2 separate regions of the Homo sapiens genome follow, and region 1 is linked to region 2. Evidence: chromatin loops called from intact Hi-C (ENCODE). Cell type or tissue: mammary epithelial cell. All regions are shown on one strand.

Evidence for each region. Peaks named below come from ENCODE experiments on the same cell type or tissue, not always from the same donor. Only the 100,000 strongest peaks of a DNase experiment are listed, where the experiment ranks them.
Region 1: it touches region 2 in a loop (2.4-fold over the local background); 1 of 110 quality-filtered maps calls a loop at or near these places.

What each region holds. Positions count from the first base shown.
Region 1 is chr13:68,054,388-68,059,387 of GRCh38, reverse strand. No RefSeq gene overlaps it. Among named protein-coding and RNA genes, the nearest start is that of LINC00364, 680 kb to the right of the region's middle. RefSeq lists an enhancer at 1,937-2,231. In mammary epithelial cell, a CTCF peak has its summit at 2,161; a DNase peak (open chromatin) is centred at 2,107; H3K27ac peaks cover 752 bases.
Region 2 is chr13:68,232,509-68,237,508 of GRCh38, reverse strand. No RefSeq gene overlaps it. Among named protein-coding and RNA genes, the nearest start is that of LINC02342, 640 kb to the left of the region's middle. In mammary epithelial cell, a CTCF peak has its summit at 3,017; no DNase peak of the experiment used is centred here.

The DNA of each region.
Region 1 (5,000 bases), 180 kb after region 2:
CTAATCCTAGAGATTTTGTTTCTGTAAGTCTGAATTGAGATCTTGGAATAAGCATTTTTATCAAACGCCCAGGTGATTCTTCTCGTCATAGTGATATAGGAAACAGCATATGGATAATGAGAGAGTGGTAGGAAGAATTCTAAGATGGCTCCCCAAATTTTATACACACAACTTCTCCCTTATTTAATCAAACACTAGAAACTGTTGTAAAGGGATTTTGCAGATATAAATAAGGTCTCAAATCAGTTGCCTTAAGATTATCCTGGTGGGCCTGACCTCATTACCTGAGCCCTTTAGATTCAGAGAGTTTTCTCCAGCTGATTACAGAATGGAAAGTAAATGAGACTCACTCCATATGGTTTGAAAGAAAGCAAACATCCATGTAGGTATGCATTGATATGAGAACCACATGGAAAGAAACTGAGTTGTCTTGGCCATGATCTATTAGGAAAATGGAGACCTCAGTTGTACAACCACAGGAATATCAATTTTGCGAACAACTAGCATATTAATTTCCTGTGGCTGCTATAATAAATTACCACAAACTTGGTGGCTTAAAGCAACAGAAATGTATCCTCTCACAGTTTTGAAATCTATAAGTCCAAAATCTGTATTACTGGGCCAAAATTAAGATTTTAGCAGGGCCAAAACTCTCTCTGAAGGCTCTAGGGGAGAATGTTCTTGGCCTGTTTCAGCTTCTAGTGGTTGCCAGCATTCTGTGGCCACATTAGTTCAATTTCCCAGGCCAGCATCTTCAACTCTCTATCTGCTCTATCTTCACATAGCTTTCTCTTCAGTGTGTGTATTTGTCAAATATCCTTCTGCCTCCCTCTTGGTTGCAGTTAGGGACCACCAGAATAACCACAAGATACTTAATCACATCTGCAAAGACTTGGCCTGATAAAGTAACATTCACAGGTCCCAGTGATTATGATGAGAGTACCTGTTGGTGGGTCAGTTTTTAACCTACCACAACAAGTGAGACTGGAAGAAAAGCATAAAGTTCAAATGGAAACTCCAGCCCCAGTGGACACTTTTATTTCAGTCTGATGATGCCCAGGCAGAGAACCCAGTCATGTCATGCCTGGACTTCTGCCCTCTATGGCAATGAGTTAATAAATAAGTGTTGTTTTTAAGCTGCTATAGTTGTTATTTGTTACACAACAATATAAAAATCAATACAGAAATGAAGAGATTTTTCTTTAATTGGTTATACTATAATCTTTCCTTCCTGCAAAACTTCTCCTTTTATGTTACACAGCTCAATAAAGAGCACCTTCTTTCACTCAGAAGTGCAGCCTATAAACTTGAGAGTTGTCAGGGACTCCTCTTTCAGTCCTAAACTCCTCCCCCAAATAGCCAATAAAGGCATTGCATCATATTTCCTTAATATTTCAAATCTCTATCATTCTCTTCATTATTATGGTCAGTATCTTCATTCACACTCTGCACCTGTGAGTAGACTTTTAACTCCAGCATCAATTTGTAATCCCAACCTGACTTGAGCCTCTTCTTAACAAGGCTGACAAAATGACATATCTAAATATTAAATATAGTCATGTCACTTTCCATCTGAATACCCTGTTTTCTTCCTGTATAATTCAGATAATAAAATCTAAGCTCCTTATCATAAATATGTACAATTTGCTATACATTTTAAACTAAAGTGGGGAAATCTTGTTCTTGATGCATAACATTTTGAGCCCCTGAGAATATGAAACATTATCTTCTGTAGTAAAGTTTTATGGAAAAACTTGAGAGCCCTATGCTAGCCTGTGTATAGGCACCCTCTGTCCCTTCAAGGTTTCACCCTGCTAATTGCAGGGATCCTATGCTTAAATAAAAAATGATCCCCTTAGAATCTTTATCTGCTATCCCCAGGCTGGAATAGGCACTTCTCCTATGCCTTTATAGTTATCCCATTACCATCACAAAATACTCATTTACCTGAGTGCCATGCCAGTTTCATTCTGTTATCAATACTTAATGCCTAATAGAGTGCCCAGCATGTAGGTGTTTCTCAGGAAATGTTTATTTGTAAGGAATATGCCTGCACTGCAGCCAGGCAGGCATAGGCCAAGGTAAACATCCTGTGTGACTCAGCGAGTTTGGAGCGCAGGAGCGTAACTCCACTTATTACATAATCACAGCTATGTAGCCATAACATGGGAAGGCTCATAACCTGGCTCAGAGCAACTATTGACTGTAAAAGGTATAACTGCCCTGCTGACACTGTATAGGCACACTTGCATCCAGAGAAAAAGAGGGGGAGCCAGAGCTTTCTGTCTTTCAGATAGACGGGGGGAGCCAGGACCCAGCTCAGCTTGCTCGCACCCAGAGAGAGAAAGAGTTAAGCTGTTGACCCTGTAAGGGAGAGCCAGCCATGCAGCTATGCATGAGAGTGGAAGGAGCTGCAGAACAAGAGCAGGCAACTAAGACAGAGACAGACAGTGTAAGGAAGCTGCTGAATAAAACCATCTTTCACCTGCCTACAGCCCCCCAAGTGTTCTTTCAGCAATCTGCCACTCTTGCACTCACTCCCTTCAGACCTCAGCATGGGCTGGAACCTGACCCTGGACATGACATTATTAACTGAAGCCAATGAGAAGATAAATGGGTAACTCTTGAATATGTGTTGGATATGTTTCTTTTTCTCTAGCTGAATTTTAAAGAATGTCTAACTTATGAAATAGGCTGTCAAGGAATGAGGGGTGAGGGGAGGGACAAATAGCTAATGGATGCATGGCTTAAAACCTAGATGATAGGGTGATAGGTGCAGCAAACCACCATGGTACATGTATACCGGTGTAACAAACCTGAACGTTCTTCTGCATGTGTATGCCAGAACTTAAATTAAACAAACAAACAAACAAAAGGAATAGCAGTTCTCTTTCATATATTTCTCAATTATGTTTTCATAGTACTTATCAAAATGTATTGTAATTGTGTTATTATTGGTCAGACTTGTGTAACTGTGACTTTTAAGCAGGATATTTCCTTTGGCTACTGTATTAGTTCCTTCCATGCTACTAAGAAGAAACACCCAAGACTGGGTAATTTACAAAGGAAAAAGGTTGAATTGACTGACAGTTCTACAGGGCTGGGGAGGCCTCAGGAAATGTACAATTATGGCGGAAGGGAAAGCAAACACATCCTTCTTCACATGGTGGCATGAAGGAGAAGAATGAGAGCTGAGTGAAGTCAGGAAAGCCCCTTGCAAAACCATCAGATCTCATGAGAACTTACTCACTATCATGAGAATAGCATGGGGAAAACTGCCCCCATGATCCAATTACCTTCCACTGGGTCCCTCCCATGACACATGGGGATTATGGGAACTATAATTCAAGATGAGATTTGGGTAGGGACACAGCCAAACCATATCAGCTATAGTCCAGCATATAGCAAAATAGCCTGTGCATATTAAGTATTTAATAAATATTTTGACTCAAGAAATGTATAGTGAAAGAGAAAGGGAGGGATGAGGAAGAAATAAATTGGGAGGCTAAGTTATTTTGGGGAAATTTGATGGTTAAAAAACTGGCACAATGTGGTTGGAAATGGAAATGTGAGCACTTTTTTGTTTATTTTCTTTATTTTCATTTTTTTTTTTGAGTGTGTGCTTTGGGAGGAAGCAGTATTCATTATAGGGTTAGAGATTGAAAATAAAGGAACTTAGACCAGAAAGATCAACTTTACCAAAAAGATGCAAAGGTGCATACTCGAGTGTATAGAAGGGGCTTCTGTTCCCTCTAGGCAACTTTAGAGGTAGAAAAGAAGAAAATTTAGAAAAGTTCCAACAGATGGCTTCTATTTTTTTTTTTCTTAAATAAGAAGCAAGGTTGCCTGTTGAGCGTAGGAGAAGCGGGTGGGATTCTCTGCTTAAGGAAGGGTGTTTGGGAAGGATTTGTAACAGCCTCTGTGGGCTGAATGAAAGCAAAATTTGGTGATCAAGAATAGGTGCCTTGATATTCAGATATTATTGCAAAATTACAAAGGACAAGTTGCAGTATTCTCCTTGTAAATCCCTGCATTTAGTATTCCTACTGGCAAATCCCTTCTGCTCACGTTTGCCAGATTAAGCCTAGTAAGTATTATTTTGTTACAATAAAGACTGTGCATTTTAAATGCCGCCATAAAGTTTACAAAATAATTATTTAATATGTACTTCATGATAAATATTGAATACAGAAATGATATAAATAAAATTTATCTAGTTTGGCTTTTGTAAAACCAAAAAGACTATTCTGTCATAGACACACTTACACACCCACACACACACTCTTTCATTATTATATGTTAGAAAGTATTAATAAACTATATGCTACCAAAGATGTAATCTCGATTATAAAGCTAAAGATAATAGGGAGTGCTTAAAAAAGTCAACAAGGATATTATAATTTCTGGTTAATAACTGTGTATTTTGCCATAACTGATTACCAAATGCATCATTATATAAGCTCCATTGAGTTCTCCCCAAACCAACATTGCACTGAGCTTTTTGGAATGTACAGGATATCATTTAATCAAGGGACTGAAGGGAGACAGCGCAAAACAGTGAGACTAGGTAAATACAAAGGTAAAAATTTGAGCTATAAACTACCTGTACTAATGGCAGTCATTGCTGTTATGACACTGACTCTAGATATGAAAAACCATTTGAAGCCCAATATGATTTCATTTTAAATGATATTAAAATAAGAGTAATTGGACCTAGATTAAGTCATCTTATGCACATTCAATCATGTTTCCACAAATTTCTCTAACTTTTATTTCTGGGTGTCTGACTATTGTGGGGTATTTTTATGCCTACTCTACAGTGATAATTATTTTCATCACAAAGAGTAGCACTTTTATCAAGAACTTTGCAACAGACTCGGTGCTACAATTCCTTCATTAAAACTGTTAAGTGAAATTGCCAATACTTGCTTTATTGACAAGGATCGTAAATCTGTTATCTTTCACTTCTGAAAGGTTTCTTGTTATAAAAAAAAATCAAC
Region 2 (5,000 bases):
GAGGAGAAGATATAGGCAACTTAGGAGGAATTAAATAATTTTAGAAAAAAATGAATGGGCCTTTATCAGGAAGTAATAATACAACATAAAGCTATCTCTTTATGTTGTTTATAATAAAACAACAAAATGATAATTAAACTTCAATGTCCAAATTTCAATGTGCTTCTCAAATTGACATATATTTGATATTTTGAGTGTGACAAATTTGATCCACTACCTAGTATTTAGAAAAATTTTAGTGTAACAAAGTAGTATTCTAAAGTATTATTCACTATTTTGCATGAAACAACTTTTCTTTTACTATTTTACTTCTATATTTCAGAGCTTATTATAGTCATATATTTAATTTCTAGACTTAAAATTTTGATTAGGTAGTACAAGGTGACCTCCAACTCCCTGGTTCAAGGGATTCTCCTGCCTTAGCCTCTCCAGTAGCTGGGATTACATGCGCCACCACGCCCAGCTAATTTTTTTATTTTTAGTAGGGACGAGGTTTCACCATGTTGGCCAGGATGGTCTCGATTTCCTGACCTCTTGATCCACCCACCTCAGCCTCCCAAAGTGATGGGATTACAGGCGTGAGCCCCCGCGCCGGCAGAGAGATTTTTAAGATGTATTCCATAATATCTCAGCATCCAATAAAAGAATGTAATTAGCATACAGTTTCTATTAAACATATATTGTGGAAAAAATTGAAAGGCAAACAACAATCTAGGAAATTATTTTTTAGATATATGAAATAAAAACTGAAGGTGAAAAAGCCAATAAAAATGAAACATGGATAAAATACTTAAAAAGGAAACTCACAAAGGAGACATTTATATTAGTATAAAAATATCAAAAGCAAGCTAATTCATGGAAAAATATTCAACTTAATGGTAATTAAATAAAAAGTAAATCATTTATCTCCCACGATATTATAAAACATATAGGTAGATATAAGTGTCAGTGTTTATGAGAATTTAAGAAAAGTTGGCATATGAAAATATAAACAGCAGTTCTGATAGTTGTAACAACATACAAAAAAGTGTGTATTTTAACAGAACAAACTTTCCTCTTGAGATTTATCAATTGCAGTGATAAATTAGATCAAAAGATATACAGGTGATATAAAAATATAAAGTAATTTTTATTATGTAAATGCCATTGGTAGATGACATAAGCTTGCTAACATTGTATAATTTTCTATGAGGAAGAAGCCTTTTTTTTATTCACTAGCTGGTTTTATTTTTGTGGTTGCATATTGTTAGCACAGATATAATTTGTATGATTTGGAATGATTTTTCTTATTTTCTTGCTATTCTGTGGTACTTAAATATGTAACAGTTAACAAATAATCAGTAGAAAACTAGTAATTCTAGTATTTTTTAGAAATAATGATGGTTTTGATTTTGTAGCTATCAGTTTTAATCAAATGACTAACTAAATCTGGTATTATTGACTACTTGGCTTTATTGTTTATGTTGTTCTCAAAGATGTAAGTCTGATTAAATTTTTAAGATGAGATAAACGTATTTTGATTCACTCAAATTTATGCATTGGAAAAAAAAACTCCACCCAAGTTTCTCGATTAAAATTTAAAAAGAAAATACAAAATTGTTGCCAAAGTCTTCTCTATATAATTTAAGCAATAGTGATAGTGTTGTAAGCTTTATTCTATTTACTTATTTATTTAGACAGAGTTTTACCCTTCCACCCAGGCTGGAGTGCAGTGTTGCAATCATGGCTGACTGCAGCCTTGACCTTCCTGGCTCAAGCCATTCTCCTGCCTCAGCCTCCCAAGAAGCTGGGACTACATGTAGGGCATACCAAACTATGCCCAACTAATTTTTTAATTTTTTGTATAGACGAGGTCTTCTTATGTTGCACAGGCTGGTGTTGAACTCCTGGGCTCGAGCGATCCTTCTGTCTCAGTCTCCCAAAATGTTGGAATTAGAGGCATAAACCCCCACACCTAGCCTGTAAGCTTTATTAAAAAAAATACAATGTATTTATTATTTGCATTTTCTAGCTGAAAAATGTTTTACATGTCCAAAATAAATATTACAAATATTTTGAGGAACTGAGATTTTTTTTCTATTTTTAACCTTCCATCAAAATGTCAGAACTATTTCATTAAGATATAATTACTGAATATTTTCCTAGCTAGCAGACTAAGAAAAATATAAAATGATTAAAAATTAAAATAATTGTTGAATAACCAACTTCTTAATCTGTACCTATTCTTATTCATATTTAGACCATTATTTCAGCATCAAAGGGATTCCTGCAGTATTTTATTTATTATTTTAATTTTATTAATATTATTATTATTTTTGAGATGGAGTCTCACTCTGTCGCCCAGGCTGAATGCAGTGGCACGATCTCAGCTCACTGCAATGTCCCAGGTTCAAGCAATTGTCCTGCCTCAGCCTCCTGAGTAGCTGGGACTACAGGCACATGCCAGCACGCCCGGGTAATTTTTGTATTTTTAGTGGAGACAAGGTTTCACCATGTTGGCTAGGCTGGTCTCCAACTCCTGACCACAGGTTATCTGCCTGCCTTGACCTCCCAAAACATTGGGATTACAGGCATGAGCCACTGCGCCTGGCCTCCTGCAGTAGTTTAAATGACACTTTTTAGTGCACACTATTGACAATTTTAAGATGAAAAGATTTGTTTGAAAGCCTACTGACCAAAGATTTCATATTTAATGATTTGTCAACTGATGCACTGTGGCAAACACAAGAGTAACAACAATAGCAACAATAAGAGTATCAAAGTAACACAAATGTATGGACTATTATACACTTTGTAATCTTTGTGGAGAATAAAAATGTACAATGAATCTTCATTATTCACAGATTCTATATTTGCAAATTTGCCTACTTGCTAAAATGTATTTGTAACCCCAGAACCAATTCTGGTGACACTTTCACAGCTATTTGCAGACATACAAAGTGGAAGGAGAGGAGGTAGATAAATTTGAAGCTTGCCTTTCTGTTTTATTTCTTATGCAGAGATGACCAGAGGATAAAGACAGTAGGGGACACTGCAGTGTAGTACAATAGGCTTCTGCTCTGGGGCCAGGAAGAGAGAATCTGAATCTCTATTCTGGCAGCTGTTAGTGGGAGGCCTCAGGCCAGTCTCTTAAAACTTTTACATTTTGTTTTCTTTTTTGTAAAATAAAGAAAATTGAATCTACCAGGGTAAGTTGCTTTTAGGATTTATAAGTATAATCTATGTGAAATATGTATAAGTATATGAATAGACAGTAATTCCCCAGGAGCAATGGCTCAGTATTTATTAATTCACTATTTTCAGTGACTTTACAAAACATAACTACCATACATAATGAGAATTCACCGTATATTAAAGTCGCTTAAGGTAAACTGAAATATTAAATCACATTTAAAAATGTTTTCAAACAATTTTTAATTCAGTTTTTTTCATGAAAATTCTTCAATTTATGATTAAATGCAGTAAAGACATTTATCTGAGACTGAAGCCAGGATAATTTATTGTAACTCTTTTATAAGGAACACTAGACCTCAGAACCATTTCCCCACTACCCTCCCAGGACAGCCAGAATACTGTCCTTGGCTCTTGCTAGTAGGTGACAGGAGAGCTTTCTCTGGAGAGATGGAATAGAGAAACTTTGATGTGCCCAGCATCAGGTTCTGGTCAACATAGGGATTACAGTAATGCATTGCTTAAGATGGGGATATGTTCTGAGAAATGCGTCCTCAGGTGATTTTGTTGTTATGCAAACATCATAGAGTATACTTACACAAATCAAGATGGTATATATATATATATATATATATATATATATATATATATATATACACACACATATATATGTGTGTATATATACACGTATATATATCTGTATATATACACATATATATATCTGTATATATATACACATATATATGTATATATATACACGTATATATATGTGTATATATATATATGTGAAAAACAAAGTGTCCCAGCACCATTACTGAATATCAGTTATTTCTCCTACTTAATTTGTAATACCAATATCAAGTGCCATATAGCATGTTTCTATATATGTTATGTTATAATCTTATGGGATTGAAAAGTCACTATACGGTACATGACTATATCTGACAGTCTGCATACTGAATAATGAGAAGTCTGCCCACAGCTTGTTTCCCTCACAGCTGGCTTCATACGTGAGCAACATGTGTAGTCACACAGGGCTCATACTTAGAAAAATCCCAGTCTTGGTTTAGTATTCTGTTCTCACTGTCTTGACATTTGTAATTTTTGAACAAGGGGTTCCCCAAATTATATAGTTGATCATGACTCACCTGCTTTTCTCTCAAATCTTCTTAGCTACTTTTGCAATTTCTGGGCAGGTGATTGCAGAACTTCTTTCTGGGGGAATTTATGATAGCGTCAGGAGACAGCCAAGGATCCCTGGTGAAACCCTGCCTTCAAGCCTAAAACAGCCTGAAGGCTGAAAAACTGGACTGCTCGTCCTAGATGAAGCCCACCCTTTCCTGACTAATTCTCTCTGAACAATGCCCACCTGTGCACTGGGAGGATGGGGTGGAGCCTCAGGAAGTTCATGCCATTCACAGCGGGAGGAGGCTGACCTCTTCAGTTCCTGGGTGGTGACCTGGAATTCAATCTGTGAGATGGAAAACCTACTAGCAAGACTCTCTCTAGCTTTGCTGAGAGTTATTTTTCCTTTATCCTTTTTGCCCCAAAAATTTCACTCCTCACCCTTCTATGTGTCTGTGAGCCTAATCTTTCCTGGTTGTGTGACAAGAACCTAGATTTAGATGAACTAAGAAGAAAGTTTTGCAACAATTATATTTTTCTAGGAAAAAAAAAAAAAACGCTCCGGGTACTAAACCTTGAGGGTCCTCTGAGAAATGTCCAGGACTCTGCCCAGTCAGCCTAGACCGAGGGCCACACATTAAACAAGTCCTGTCTCCACCCAGACACACAGAACTTCAAATATGTTAAATGCCTCACTCTCATAT